Regions from separate parts of the Homo sapiens genome. Here region 2 is linked to region 1. A link is a loop called in an ENCODE intact Hi-C map of the cell type or tissue named here. Cell type or tissue: GM12878. All regions are shown on one strand.

Region 1 (8,000 bases):
GTGGTAGCAGAAGGCTAGGTGATCCCACCCTCAGACCCCCAGAAAGACTGCTCAGGTGCCAAGGATGGTGGATCAGGCTGGGTAGTCCCCAGGCCCCTGGATGGCATATTTGGGCACTGAAAAAATGGAACCAGGCCAGGTAAATCTGTCATCAGGACCACTGGTGGTACATGCAGATGCTGTCTGTGGTAGGCCAGGGTGAGGTCATCCCCAGGCCCAAGGCAAAATGTTTAGGTGGGTGTGGCAGCAGCTGCACTGCAGCCCTGCTACTGGTGAGGGCAGTGTTGCTTTCAGCGGCAGCAATCATATGCCGGCAGCTGGGAAATATGCACTTTATTTATGCTTTGGCCCCAGCTGCTATAGCCTGCAGCAGCAGCTGCTGCAAGTGGGGGAGTTTGTCTTTGAGGCATGTGAAAATGCATGGAAACTTTGCTGCTGGTGGCAGCAGGATCTTTGCCAATGGCTAGTGCTTTAGCTCTGGAGGCAGCAGCCAGCTGCAGCAGTGGCTGCAGGTAAGGAATATAAGTTGGGCTCCAGAGATGTGGAAATGCAGGGGCTACTGGGCCCCTGGACGGGATGCAGTGTTGCGGGGGCTGGGCTTTTAATATGGAACCTTGCTGTAGCTGCTTATGGCTTCATGAGGGAAAGGGTGAGCCCTAGTATGAGCTCCCTCTCCGGAGCAATACCTTCACATGGTCTTTAGGCAGCTTCCTATGTTAGTCACAGGGATTGCGAGGGTCTAGGAGTTTTCCTGTAGCTAAGATGCAGGAGTCCATGGTTGGAATGTACATCACTGGAGGTCACTTGCTTACTCTTTCCCTGCATTAGAGAGCCTCTCCAGGCTCTCAGCCAATCCTACTGAGCAGTCTGCCTTGCTTCCCTCTCTTTTCCGTGCTTTAAGTGTTTTCTGTTACTTCTATATTGAATTCCAGTGCTCTCTCTTTGATGATCTATTTGAAGTGTGATTATCTACTCACTATTTGGTTCTTCTTTGTGGAAAAGGCGTTTACCAGATGCCTCTAGTCAGCCACCTTGAAGCCCCTCAACATTAAATTTTGAAAAAGTTGCAGCGTAGTATATATAGTATGAAAGCAATATATAAAAACACACATGCATGTATACACATATACATGTGTGTATATACATATACATATGCACAAGCACAGTTATAAACTTATATAGAATATATATTACACATTAATATTATTTACTATATAATACACCTAGACTGTTAAAATATATATTTGTATATTTTTATACATCTATATATGTCAAAGTGTGTTCGCGTGTATGTATGTGTATATCTCTGTGTGTGTGTATATTTATATATATATATATACATTTTTTTTTTTCACAGTGATTATCCCTGAGGAGTGGCATTGGGGGGAAGGTGTGCAAAACCAGGAAATTTTTACTCTTTGATTATAAACTTCTCTAGTGTTAGACTTTTTTTTTTTTTACAGTTAGCAAGCATTACTTACATATTTTTTAATTAGAAAATGTGCATGACGCACAGTAGGCAGTGAATAATGGTAGCTCCTATTTGGAGAAGGTAGCATTTACTGAGTTTTGCTATGTGTCAAGAGTTGCTTTAGGTACTTTCACATAAACTGTCTCGTCTAACCCTCTCCTGCTGCTGAACCACACCTCTTGGCCCTTGGCTGAGTCCTCTTCTTGCCACACTAGCTGCATCATCCTGTTCTCCAAGACACACACAAACCCCAGATGCCACCTCTGCTCCAGCAAAAAGGGCCCCTTTGGCGCTGGCCAACTCCAGGATGCAAGTGGAACCAGAGGAGCATCAGAGGACAGAGGTGTGCAGGCAGCATGCCCAGTGCAATTAGAGGCGGATTAAGATGGAAACAGTGTGGGGTCCAGGCGTGATGTGTTTTTGTCATCTTGTCTCGGATTAGTAGTAATATATCTGCTGGTGTGATGGACGCATCTGCTTTCGTTTATTCTGAGCCCTGGTAAGCTCACAGGCTTGGATTAAAGCAAAATCATGCTGAGCGAACATTGCTATTTAGCTACTTTTTCCCCCTCTCTTTTTCTTTTCCATTTTCAAGTTTTAATGTGAATGTAGCAAGAAGCCATTTTCATCCAACATGATGACTTGGAAAAGATGCCTCTACTTCTTATATTCTGAAGGGGAGGAGGCCTGAACCAGAAGGTGGGACCTGAGAGGTCAGGTGTGTATTATAAAGGGCAGAAAAGAGAAAGGAGAGAGATTCTGTGGGTTGTAGAGAAAAATGTGAATTTGTAGGAACAGTTCTGAGATGACTAGATCTGCTACACTTTCCCATTAAAGCAATAAACAGCCACCTCCTCCAACAACAAAGTTGACAGTGCCCTGTATATTTCACTCCACATTTCACACCTCACAGAGGATTGGGCTTCTCCTGTCTTTTCTCTTGAGTCTTGGAGGAAGCGGGCTCTGGACCTCCCTGCCTCCTTACTGCTCTGCCATGCTCATCCAGCCACTTCAAGTGCGAGACAACCTCTCTGGTGTGAGCTCCTCTTCAGGCCAAGCTATAGTTAGATGGATCCATCACAGGTGCATCTCCTCATTTCTGAAACCAGGGGCTCAACAAGCTCATCTGCCTTATTTCACACCTAGTATTCCTTTAGTTGGATGTCTGGTTAACTCCGTCATTTCTTGCTGGCTGCCCAAATTCTGCCTCTCAATGCTGAGTCAAACAACTCCCTTTGCAGCCACCTGAATCCCATCTTAGAAAGTCTGCCTTCCTTGGTTTCAGCCCAGCACCTATTTATCCAAGTCAAAGCTTCAGACACTTTTTGGTGGACTACACAAGATCTTGAGAGTTCCCCTCTCTCTACCTAGTCGGGTTTTTCTGGTCAGACAATATGCTCCTTTACGCCATCCTTGTGTACTTAGCAATTTGCACCAATTCATCCTGCCAGTTCCTCTTGAGTTTCCTGTATTGTTTCAACTTCCTTTTTCTTTTAAACATATTCAGGACAGCAACATCTTTGTTAACCAAGGAGAAAAATTACAAAAACATATTTCTGAAATATTATAACCAAATGTAGACTTTATAAACGAGGCCTAGGAATAAACGTTAGGCTACCGGGTGAGAGAGATTAAGGTAGGAACAGTCTTTAAAAGTGAAATAAAATGATGCTGAAAGTCCTCGGGGTTGCATGGGACAGAGGGAAGGGGTGGCAGTGATTAGGTGAAGTTTAGGAGAATTGGAGGAGAAGATAGAGCTGAATTCAAACCAGAAGAGGTGTAAGGGGTGGTAGGAGGGCAGGACTGTAGCTGCCCTCCCTTGGAGTGAGGCAGGCTTTGGGTCCTAAAAATAGTGGCTGAGGGATTCACTTTCTTTTATCATCTGCATGGCTTGGGACTTCAATATCCTCAGATGACTGCATACCTTCTCCCTGACCCAGTCTACCAGAGCAGGGGCCATTTAACGGGGGCAGTCCCTCTGACTACACTCCATCTCCAGCAAAATAAAAGGCACTTGAAAAGGGCTCAATCAGATTCACCTTCAGAACAGCAGAATCTGGCTAATGTGATTTCAAGCTTCCCCTCACTGCCCCTGGAGCTCTCCACCTTCTTGCTGATGTCTCAGATTCTTTTAACAAGGGAAAAAGACTTTCATGCCACAATTAGGAATAAAAGGCATAAAATGCAAATGCCTGGCTGAGCTCCAGTTGGAGAATAATCAATCAATCCTTGGAATATAAATTACTGATATCAGATTCTTCCCTGCTATGATACAGGGGGGAGGGTTAAAAGAGTTAACACCTGAAATGGGCATTGCCAAGGAGATGGGCGGGGAGGGAGAGCAGTCCCTTTCAGGTGTACACCTTGAGGTTTGAAGTGTGTGTGTGTGTGTGTGTGTATGCTTTGTGTCACTTAGTGTTCACAATTCTGGGAGGCAGGCATTTGTATTCTTCCTGTTGTGCAAAAAAGGAAACTGAGGCTCAGAGCTGTCAAGTAACTATTCCCAGGACCAGTGACTATGAAACAAGAGATATTTAGTTTGAACTTGTACCTGAGGTTCTGACTGCAAGCCCAGTGAACTTGAAAAAATACACCAAAGCTACAGAAAGAAACTGGAGACAAAAGAAATACCCTACAAACTTTTTCAATTTTGTCTTGGCTGAGACTTGTTTACCTTCAAATAGGGGAGGACACATGAATGTGTATGTGGAGCAATTTTAGTATGGAACTGCCAAGGCAGGCAGCCCGCTTTGCATGATTTATGAAGACAACGAAAAAAAGGAAGTTGAGAGTTGACTTTGTAAAAATAACCTCCATTTACTGTGAATTTGCTATTTGAAGTACACCCCTGTTTTCATTAATTTATCCTCCCTTCACAAAGTTCCTTTGACCTTTCCTTTTCAATCCACTTATGCAGCCGAGGGCTTAAACTATTTCTAGTTTATCATGGACATTATGCTTATTTTTCTTTAAAACGTTTTTTCAATTGAAATATAACACTCATACAGAAATACACACAAAACACGAAACTACATAGTTCCACAAATTATCATGCAATAGACACCTAGGAAGCCGTCACCTAGATTGGGAAATAAAACACCTCTAGCATCCAAGATGCTCTCTTCTTGTCCCCTCCTCCCCCTCACTACTCTCTTTCTACTTCTGGAGGCTTATTTTTATCCAGAGGTTACTCTTCTTCTGGCTTCTAAGATTATAGATTAATATTGCCTATTTTGGGACTTTATATAAATAGACTTATACTATATATTATTTTGTATTTGACTTATTTTGATCACTATTATATACATGAGAGTCACCCATCGTTGCATACAGCAGTTTATTTTCATTGCTGTATACTTTACCACTGTACAAATATACCCCATTCATCTGTCTATTCCACTGTTAGAATTTGGATTGTTTTCACTTTGGGGTTATTATAAATAATGTTACTATGAACAACATCCCTGCACAATTTTTTTTTTTTTTTAGACGGAGTCTCACTTTGTCTCACGCCTAGGCTGGAGTGCAGTGGTGTGATCTCAGCTCAGTGCAACCTCTACCTCCTGGGTTCAAGCAATTCTCCTGCCTCAGCCTCCCAGGTTACTGGGATTACAGGCGTGTGCCACCCTGCCCAGCCTGTACGTGTCTTTTGGTGCACATGTGTATATTTCTGCTGGATATTTACTTGGGATTGAAACTGCTGGGTCATAGAATATATGTAAGTTTAAGTTTAGCAGGTAATACCAAGCTGTTTTCCAAGTAATTGTACCAACGTACAGTCCCATCAACAATGTCTGAGTGCTCCAGTGGCTGCGCAACCTTGCCAACACTTGCTATTACCAATCTTGTGAGTTTCAGTTACTCTGGTAGATGTGTAGTGGTGTTTCATTGTGGTTTTAGTTTTCATTTCCTTGATTACTAATAAGGTTGATCACGTTCATATGTTTACCGGCCTCTGAAATATCTTTTCTTATGAAGTCCCCTTTTCACCCACTTTTTAATTAATTGTCTGTGTTTTATTGATTTGTAAGAGCTCTTCATATATTTTAGATTGAATCTTTGCTTACTTTATATGGATGCAAATAACTTCTCTGTCTGAGCACATGTTTTTTTTTTCTACTCATGGTATCTTTTGATAAGTTGAAGTTCTTAGTTTTAGTGTAGTCTAATTTAACAGCCTTTTCTTTCATGATTAGTACTTTTATGTGCTTCTAAATAATTTCTGTTTTTCTCCTAAGTCCATAGAAATAATATCCTATATTATCACATAGAATCTTTATAGTGCTTTCACTTTCAGATATGAATACCAACTGAAATTAATTTTTGTATATGCTCTGGTATAAAGGTCAAGTTTATTTTTTGTATATGGGTATCCGAGGGTTCCAATATTATTTATAGAAAAGATTGTCCTATTCCCACAGTTCCACAGTCTCAGAAGCCAATGTCCATACATGTATGGTATTTTCTAAACTCTCTTCCACCTCATTGGTCTATTTAACTATCATTGTACTAATGTCACACTATCTTAATTATTATAGTTTAGTGGTATATCCTTCTACCTTTTTGTTCTTCTTTAAGGAATGTCTTAGCTTCTTGGCCATTTGTGCTTTTATGTACATTTTAAAATAATACATTTTCAATTTCACAAAGAAAAAAGGAATAAAGAAAAACTATTGACATTTTGATTGATATTAAAGTGAATATATAGCTCAGTTTGGATATAATTGATGTTTTCACAGTATTTAGTTTTTAATGCTTATGAATTTAGATCTTTTAATTTTTCCAATAATGTTTTATAGGGTTTTTTGGGGGTGTATGTATGTGTAGAAGTCTTTCATACCTTTTATCAGATTTATTACTATTTTATATTTTCTGATGCTATTATGACTAGGTTATAATATCTAAAGAATAATCTATTTTCCAGCTCTTTGCTAGTATTATACACTTATATTTGGTTTTTACATATTGACCTTGTTTTCAACAACCTTTCTCAATAATTTTTTAAATTATGATTATTTATCATATATTCTTTTGGATTTTCTATGTTTAATATAATATTATCTGTAAATATTGACAGTGTTCACTATCCCTTTACAATTTTTATTTTTATTTGTTCTCTAATGTGCTGGCTAGAAGCTCCAGTACATGTTTTTCTAACAGAAGTCCATCCTTGTCTTGTTTTCATCTTTGAAGGAAAAGCTTTAATATTTCTCATTAAGACTGTTGTTGGCTGTTTCTTTTTAACTTTTTCTTATAAAATAATTTTCATTTCTATATCACTTAGAGCTTTTACCATGAGTAGGTGTTGGGTTTTATTAATTGCTTTCCATGCTTCGATCAAGAGTATCATATTAGTTTTCTATATTCTCTTAATATTTTGAATTACACTCTTTTTTTATTATTATTACACCTTAAGTTTTAGGGTACATGTGCACAACGTGCAGATTTGTTGCATATGTATACATGTGCCATGTTGGTGTGCTGCACCCATCAACTCATCATTTAGCATTAGGTATATCTCCCAGTGCTATCCCTCCCCACTCACCCCACCCCACAACAGTCCCCGGTGTGTTATGTTCCCCTTCCTGTGTCCATGTGTTCTCATTGTTCAATTCCCACCTATGAGTGAGAACATGCGGTGTTTGGTTTTTTGTCCTTGTGATAGTTTGCTGAGAATGATGGTTTCCAGCTTCATCCATGTCCCTACAAAGGACATGAACTCATCATTTTTTATGGCTGCATAGTATTCCATGGTGTATATGTGCCACATTTTCTTAATCCAGGCTATCACTGTTGGACATTTAGGTTGGTTCCAAGTCTTTGCTGTTGTGAATAGTGCCGCAATAAACATACATGTGCATGTATCTTTATAGCAGCAGGATTTATAGTCCTTTGGGTATATACCCAGTAATGGGATGGCTGGGTCAAATGGTATTTCTACTTCTAGATCCCTGAGGAATCGCCACACTGACTTCCACAATGATTGAACTAGTTTACAGTCCCACCAACAGTGTAAAAGTGTTCCTATTTCTCCACATCCTCTCAAGCACCTGTTGTTTCCTGACTTTTTAATGATCGCCATTCTAACTGGTGTGAGATGGTATCTCATTGTGGTTTTGATTTGCATTTCTCTGATGGCCAGTGATGATGAGCATTTTTTCATGTGTTTTTTGGCTGCATATATGTCTTCTTTTGAGAAGTGTCTGTTCATATCCTTTGCCCACTTTTTGATGGGGTTGTTTGTTTTTTTCCTGTAAATTTGTTTGAGTTCATTGTAGATTCTGGATATTAGCCCTCTGTCAGATGAGTAGGTTGCAAAAATTTTCTCCCATTCTGCAGGTTGCCTGTTCACTCTGATGGTGGTTTCTTTTGCTGTGCAGAAGCTCTTTAGTTTAATTAGACCCCATTTGTCAATTTTGGCTTTTGTTGCCATTGCTTTTGGTGTTTTAGACATGAAGTCCTTGCCCATGCCTATGTCCTGAATGGTATTGCCTAGGTTTTCTTCTAGGGTTTTTATGGTTTTAGGTCT
Region 2 (8,000 bases), 200 kb after region 1:
ATGTCATCGTGAGCTGAAAACACAAACAGCTTGAAGAATTTTGAATATATTATGGTTCACAGGGTCATAATGGGAGAAGCCAGAGCATTTGAGGGCAATCTATGGGTTTTTAAGGCTGTTGTACAAAAGGACAATATATTTGTCAAAATCTCTTAAAGACAGAGACTGGATTGCATGGCTCATGCATATAAATATGCATATAAATACGTGGGTGTTTCCCCGAGTATCAATATTATTTTTCCATACAAATATTATTATAACAGCATCAAAATGAATTTTTAAGAATGTTTAAGAAGGAAAAAAATAGTGGGTTAAGCCCAGACCAACAACTCATTTTTTTGTATATTATCTTTTAGTCCTTGCTCTTACTTTTACATAATTATAATCAGAGTGAACATACCATTTATATCCCATTTTTTAAAACCATAGACTGTGTGGGAAACATTTTCTACATTGTTACTAGTCTCAACAGTTATTCTTTGTAATGGCAATGCAATAGTCTGTAACTCACTTAACAGTTCCCCTAGTGTTGGCATTTAGATGCTTCTAGTTTTCTACTAATGAAGATAATCCTGCAATGAATAGCTATGCACGTGCTTCTTTTTCCTTCTTCTGTAATATTTCCTAATAATAAATATCTCGAATTGAAATTACTAGGTGGAGGGATAGAATAATGTTTATGACTCATCCATGCTTTCACCAAACATTTTTTGAAAACCTACTCCAGGCCAGAGACTGCGCTAAGCACGGGGGGTACAAAGATGGAAGAGTTAGTCTCTGCCGTCAGAAGGTTCACAGTCTGGCGGCAACACAGACACATAAACTACACAGTTCATAAATATTCCAGTTGTGGTAAGGGGGGCTACTGGGGTCCCAGGGAAATGATTCTCACTGAGCCAAGCAAGAGGCACATGGTTGAGCAAGCCATTCCAGAACAGGATCTACTTGCCCTGCAAATGCAGGAAATGTCAATCTGGAGGGCATGGTGGAGAAGGAAATTCCAGACAGAGAAAATAGCAAGATCTAAGTCATGACAGCAGTAGAAAATATGGGGTATTCCAGGAATTGCTGGTGGCTTGATCGTATCAGGGCATAGACGTGCCTGCAGAGAGGGTCTGGAGAGGCTGATGACAGGAGATAAGGCTGATGGAGACAAGGCTGAGCAGGAGGTGGCCCACCTGCGGACCGTGCCATGAGTTTGCATTCTACCTTTAAGGTAGTAGGGAGCCAATAGGGATTTTAAGCACACTCTTGATACAGTTTTCCAATTTGCTTTCCAAATTATGCTCATTATAAGAAAACCCCTTCTGAAGGTTTTTTGTACTATTTTTCCTTGGGCTTCCTCAGGGCTCTATTCTCATTTCTGCCACAGAATGAGGGTGGGGCGGGTGGAAGAGAACAAATAAACTCTGGCCTGAGGCCATTATAGATGAGTGGAAATGAACATATTCCAAGGAGCGTGTGTGTGTTGGGGCGGGGGAGTTGGAGGGGGAGAGTTAATGAAGATCTTCATGACTGGAAGCAAAAGCAGAGAGGAGGGTACTATTACATGGAGATGCATAACACCTGCCACCTCCCCCAAAAGCCAGGCCAACAAAAACCCAGACTCCTTTAAGACGTCTTAAACAAAGGTCCTGGTCCCCACGCCCTTTTTGGAACCTTCACTGAGAAGCATGGCTTAGTCACATTGGGAGTCATATAGGAAGATGGGTGGTGACTCCTTTATCCTTTATCCCTGAATTCCAGGAGCCTCTTGAACTTCCCATCCCACTGCGACTTATCCACCAGAGCCCCCAAGGGCAATCAGCTGCTAGCTTCCCCTGGCTTGTTCTTTCTTGCTCCGACGTGCCCCTACATTCCCCAAACACACCAGACCCATGATGGCTCCAAGGTTTTGAGCAATTTTCTTCCGACTGCTGGGATTACCCTTTCTCTACCTGGTTGCCTAACTCTCCCTTGTTTTCTGAGTCTTGGCTTAGAGTCCACGTTCTGTGAAGTGTTCCTAACCCTCTAGGCAGAGCTGGGTCACCACAGGACTTTGCATGTATGGTCAACCGGATTGAATTGTTACTGTAACTGTCTTTGTCTCTTTCTAGACTGTGCCCATCTTCAGGGCATGAACCATGCATTATTCATTGCTGATCCCTGGCACCTACCTAGGGCCTGATACCTAGAGGTGGCAACCACTATTATTGAATTTATCCAAATATTTGTTCCTGTCACCGAACTATGTTAAAGGGAAATAATTGGGCAGAAGGAAAAGCACTCAGCTACAAAGGACGCTGCATTCTGTGCTGTTTCACGGGGATGCATATGGGATGTTTGAAGCCCCTATAAAGCACAGAAGTAATGCGAGCAGCTATTTGTCCCTTTCTCTCCTGCCTCTATCTGTTCTCTCTGCCTCCCGTTATTCTTCCCCTCAGCTTTCAAAGACACAAAGAGGTATCTACCCCAGGTGCCTGCAGGCTCACCTTTTTTCCTCCCCTTGGGCTGCAGGAGGGGAGAAGCTGGGCCAGCAGCAATGCCTTTCCCTGTCTGCTTCTAATTCCCATCCCCTTATTAAATTCAGGGCTGATTTGGGCTGTGTGAGCTTTGTTGGACCCCCTGCTGCTGGACCAATTCCTTTTCTTTCTCTCCTCCTGGTGACTAATAGCTGCTCTTTCCTTCAGTCTGTGTGCGCCTCCCTTCTCCTCCCCTCCCGTTCAAAGGCAGTGGAGTCGTGATGCCTCCTCATCCACTGGACTCCCCGAAGCACAGTTCTGGGAAGCAAGTTCAAGCCCCCCAGGCCAGCTCTTCTAGGGTCTGGGGCATCTCTCTCTAGGGAGGTATTGCTGTAGAAATAGGAGGATGGCTGGCCCAGAGGGGATGGAGATGGAGAGGAAGGAGGAGGAGGAAGAGAGAGGCCGGGCAGTCTAGCACAGGAGGGAGGGAAAGTAGGCAGAGCCTGCAAAAGGATGGAGCACTCAGGGCAGATCACAGAAGCCCCAGAACAAAGGGAGAAGGAACATGATAGAAAAGATGCAGGCGCGAAACAACCACGCGGAAGTGAGGCATGAAAGGCAGTTGGGTGACGTGGAAAATGCCAGAGAGCAAAGCCACAACCAAACAAAACGCTAAGACTAGAGGATTTGCAGCCTCGTCTTAGGAGGAGAAAAAGTGCCTTGGAAACAGTGCTGGAGGTTCTGTCCAGGGACCCCTTGGCCCAAGTTGGGGAGCAGGATGGGACTCAGAAACCAAAGCTTCAACAACAGAATCTAGTGCCAGGCGGGGCCCCCTGGAGGCTGAGTATGCTCACACTCACGCATGCGCATGCCCAGAGCATGTACCTGAGGCTGGCTAGCAGGGGTTCCGTTCCTCACTCTAATGGGGTCCAGCCTGCAGGCTGGTGGCTGTAGAAGTACAGGTTGCACTGACCACATACCCAGCTGCATTTGCCACATGAGAGGGGATGACGGTTCCAGTGAGGCAAGTATCAGAGCAGGAGTCAGGAGTGCAGTGTGTTGCTGCTGACCCTTAGCTGTGTGCCTTTGAACGAGTTGCCATATGTCACAAAGCCCTTTGTTCTCACCCATGTTCACAGTCCCAGCCCTGCTGTCCATCATGAGTGTGACAAAGAAACTGATGAAAAATAGACACAGAAGCGCTTTGCAAACTGTACACTGCTCTGGAAATAAGAGTGTCACCTTCGCAGCCGAGGACTCACAGGAGGGACCAGAAGGAGAATGTGGATGACCCCCCACCAGCCGCATCTGTTCCAGAATCTCTCCCACTTTCTGTTCTAGCCATTCTGAACTTCTGTTGGTTCCCAATCCTGGGCCAGCTTGCTCTCTCTCTCATTTCTGAGCCTCTACACATTGTTCCCTCTGCCTGGAATGTTTCTGCACCTTCTCTTTGCTCAGCTAACTCATCTGCTTTCTGGTCTCAGCTTACATGCCACTTCTTCCAGGAAGCCTTCCTGGAACCACTATGTACTTGTTTTGTGTTTCTGCTACATGCTCTTATGGAATCCTGCACTTCTAGGGGTATGTGTGTGTGTGTGTGTGTGTGAGAGAGAGAGAGAGAGAGAGAGAGAGAGAGAAAGAGAGAAACTGTCTCTGAGTTAGGGGGAGGTGGGTGTGAGTCCCTCACAATGCCATTTATAGCCCACTCCTGAGCCCCAGACCACTGTGGAGAACAACCATCGCTGAGTGTGGGTGCTCCACCACCTGTCCACCAGCTGCCACTCTCTTCCAACTCTTGGGGAGCAGCCACGGGAGTCTGAAGCATTTTCTGGGTCACTGCCTAGCAATTGGTAACAGCGGCCTTCCTTCCCCACACTTGTCTCTCGCTGAGTAAGCTCTGAAACCCCCGCACAGCACTGACATGCTTCCGCCTCATTCAGAATGAATCTGTTGCTATGGTTGTGTGGGGAGCTGTGCGTGCAGCGTGTGAGCCAAGCCAACTGAGATGGGAGCTCTGGGCTCTCTCACGCTCGTCACCAGTGATGTCGGGCACACCTTTGGTGGCATTTCTCCCTTTGTCCTCTTCTAGAGTTTCTGCATCACGCATTGGGGCTGGGAGATATGAGTGGGTCCAGGCTCTGCCCTCAGCTGTGGGGGTGGGGGACACTCTGCAGAGCCAGCCTTCACTTTATCCCCCTCACTTTTCCCTAATGAGATTATCTCGCCTCGCTGGAATCTGACTACCAGTCCCTCACATCATTCAGTTCTCTGCACAATATCACCTCCTCAGAGGCCTCCTTGACCGTTGCATCTAAAATAGCTCCCCTTCCCACTTCCAGCTCTCGCTGCTCTGTTTTTCTTCATAGCATGCATCACTGCTGTTATTGCAACACACCCTTTGTGTGTAAATATCTATTATCTGGCTGCCTCATTAGAATGAAAGCTAGAGGAGGGCGGGGACTGTGTGGCTTTGGTTCCTACTGAGCTGTCTATTCTCCATTTGCCCTCTGCCCCCTCCAGTCCATGCTCCACTCTTCTGCAACCTGCTGTGGCCCCAGGAGGCTGACCTCTGCCAATTGCACCTCCCACGCTCTCTTGATGACTGGTTCCTTGTTGGGTGTGTCCAGTGTGAGCATCAGAGGCCACTCCTTCCCTGCTTTGACACTGTGGATCTGGCAGGAGGGTCCTTCTACAGCTACAGCTGCTACAGCTCTTGCCAAACAGCCTCTCTTCCATGATTCCAGTGCTCATGGGCTCCAGTAGCTCCATTTCCCCTGGCTGTCTTGATATTGCAGGTTTCTGATCCTTTGCCATGCCTTTTTGGTCCCTTAGCCTGCTCATACCTTTGTAACTAGTTCCTTCCTTGGAGCCCCTTTATCTGGACTGTCTGAAGGGAAACATATCTCCTACTGAGACTTTGATATAGTTATGGTCCAGCACAACACATATTGCTGAGTGGATAGATAAATGACTGGCAGGTGCCCCAGATTGATGCCCAGGCTTGGCTATGGAGGATAGGAAGGAAGGCAAAAGAAAGCTCAAGGGAGATATGGGTGTCTCTAAATAGGACAACCCCAAAATTGTTTCCTGATCAAGAGCAGTACCCACATTTTTAAAGGTTATAAGTGGGAAAATTTTAATCTCCCTCAGTGGCCTGTTCTTATGACTCACATCTCTCCCTGATAGAGATTTAAGGTAGGATGGAGATGTAAATGGAGAGTGGCCAGGAAGATATCTTTCTAATGCCTAATCCAAATCCCTTTTATTATAGTTGGAAACTCCTTATTCTTGATCTAAAGATAAAAGTCACCTCTCCCTGTTACTGTTCTAGGAAATCATTATACTACATTAGCATGTAGTATTCTAGTATGTTAATATTTTAAATGGGAAGTGCAAAGAACACAGGATTTGAGTCCAGGGAAACTAGTGTCTCAGTTCTGACACATTATGCTGAGAGACTCATTTACCCTCCTAAGTATCTGTTTGTCACCCGTACAATGGGAGGGATGGTAAGCCTTGCGCAGCCTACCTCCTGCCCTGCATTTGTGAACACCAATGAAAAAACTGTGTAAATGGGAACATTCTGTATCCAAATATTAGCTGATGCATTGTCTTCGACATGTTTAATCTCAGGATCTGGGATTCTCCTAAAGTTCTGTTGTCCAAATTCTCCTAACACTGAACCAAATTCTTCCACGCCCCAGGTATATACATTACACACATTACCAAATTCTTGATAATGCATATACCTGGGGTGTGGAAGTGGAAAGGGGAGACCTCAGTTTCTCTTCTATGACCTTAAATGATTATGTTGGTGACTCAGCAGACCCAGGGAAATGGCAATCGGCTCAGGCAACAGCCTGGGTTAAGAGGCTTGATGTCACAAGAGGATCCTCTATACCCTCACTGGGAAACAAACTCCAATTTTCAGCTGCTGGCTGTCTGAAAAGCCCAGGTGCAAGAAATATTATTCATGGAGGATTATCTGAAGGACATGTAGCCCATCTACTCCTATAGGTACACTCGATTTTATCTCTGGATCAAGCCCGACGATCAGTGCTGTATATTTGGACCAAATGGTTTTCGCTCCTTGTGGAAGCAGATTTCCTAACTTGTGTTTAGGCATACTGATTTAAGTTTGCACTGAAGAAATCCTTCAAGGAAAGCCACGAGTCTAGCTATTACATTTAATGTCAAAATGGCACTTTAAAAATTGCCTATTAGATCTAGATGTCCCTTTTTGAAGTTCCACATGGGCAACTTCCCTTAGCTTCAGCTTCTCCAGAGAAACTGGTATAATTTTCACTAATAGACAATGCCAAATTTGCTACTGATGGCTTCCCCTTTGTCTTTGGTTGCTAGGAAGCTCAGACTTTATGACATGAATTTCTGTGTTCTAGCTAAGGTCTCCTATTCTTGTTCCTCCTTTATTTCGCTTCATCCCAATCATCAATCTCTATTTGTATCTTATTGTAGTATGTCATTATTACAAGCTATCTCAATTTGTTTTTGCAACTCTGTAAAAAAAAAAAAAAAGCGGTGGCTCAGAATATACAGAAAGATTGACAAAGTGGTCTGATCAGTGTAAACAAAACAAATGAATGTATGTATCAATTAAGAGATGGACACCAAAGACATTTCTTTATTAATTCGTCAGACATGCATTGTGATTTGCTGAATGTTTACTACAATACTAGGTCCTAGGATACGAAAGCAAATAATGTTCATTAATTCAACAAGTATATGTTGGGACTTGCCAGGTGATGGAAACATAGCAGGGAACAGCACATTTGCCCTCATGGTACTCACAGAATGGTGGAGAAGACAGGCAATTTAACCAAAACCTACCCTGAAGTGTGAGGATGTGGTTCAAGAAAGAAACTGAGTGAGTAGGAGCACCTAGTATGGAGGACTTAATTCTGTCTAGAGTCTGAGGGATGTTCCTGGGGAAGAGGCATACAAACTGATCTCTGAACAGAGACAATACATTTGGTAGGCAAAGAGGAGGAGATAGGGAATATCCCTGGAAGAAGGAACAACATGTACAAATGTCAGGAGACAAAGGGGCCATGCCAACAAGACAGTGGATAAACAAAATAGTATTTCATTGCATGTTTCATTCATGCGATGGAATACTACTCAGCCATAAAAAAGAGAAACTGCTGACGTATGCAATAGCTGGAGGACTCTCAGAGGTTACATACTGTATGATTCCATTTCTATCACATTTTTAAAAGAAAGCTATAGTGGTGGAGAGCAGATCAGTGCATGTTAGGGGCTAGGGAAGGGGGGCACAGTGTCACTACAAAGGGACAGCACCAGGGAGTCTGGGGGGTGATGGAATTGTTTCATGTTCTGATTGTGATGGCAGTATATACATCCTATGCGTGTTAAGACTCATAGAACTTTACGGCAAAAATTAAGTTAACTTCAGCACTGGCTAATTTAAAAAGTGAAATGTAAAGTCACAAAAGAAAAGTTCACCACTAAAGAGCTCAAAAAAGAAAATGAGAGTGGAGAATGGCAGGCAGTGAATTGCAACAGGATCTGCAATGCTTT

Evidence for each region. Peaks named below come from ENCODE experiments on the same cell type or tissue, not always from the same donor. Only the 100,000 strongest peaks of a DNase experiment are listed, where the experiment ranks them.
Region 2: a loop joins it to region 1, with 6 times the contacts of the local background. A loop is called at or near these places in 2 of 110 quality-filtered maps.

What each region holds. Positions count from the first base shown.
Region 1 is chr11:115,869,708-115,877,707 of GRCh38, forward strand. All of the region lies in intron 2 of LINC02698 (long intergenic non-protein coding RNA 2698), which reads left to right. Among named protein-coding and RNA genes, the nearest start is that of LINC02703, 46 kb to the right of the region's middle. RefSeq lists a silencer at 345-394. In GM12878, a CTCF peak has its summit at 269; DNase peaks (open chromatin) are centred at 284, 4,194 and 5,334; H3K27ac peaks cover 3,179 bases.
Region 2 is chr11:116,069,688-116,077,687 of GRCh38, forward strand. All of the region lies in intron 2 of LOC105369513 (a long non-coding RNA gene), which reads right to left. Among named protein-coding and RNA genes, the nearest start is that of LINC02703, 150 kb to the left of the region's middle. RefSeq lists enhancers at 4,475-4,594, 4,725-4,774. In GM12878, CTCF peaks have their summits at 3,276 (motif pointing left) and 4,215; DNase peaks (open chromatin) are centred at 4,354 and 4,994; H3K4me3 peaks cover 290 bases; H3K27ac peaks cover 2,197 bases.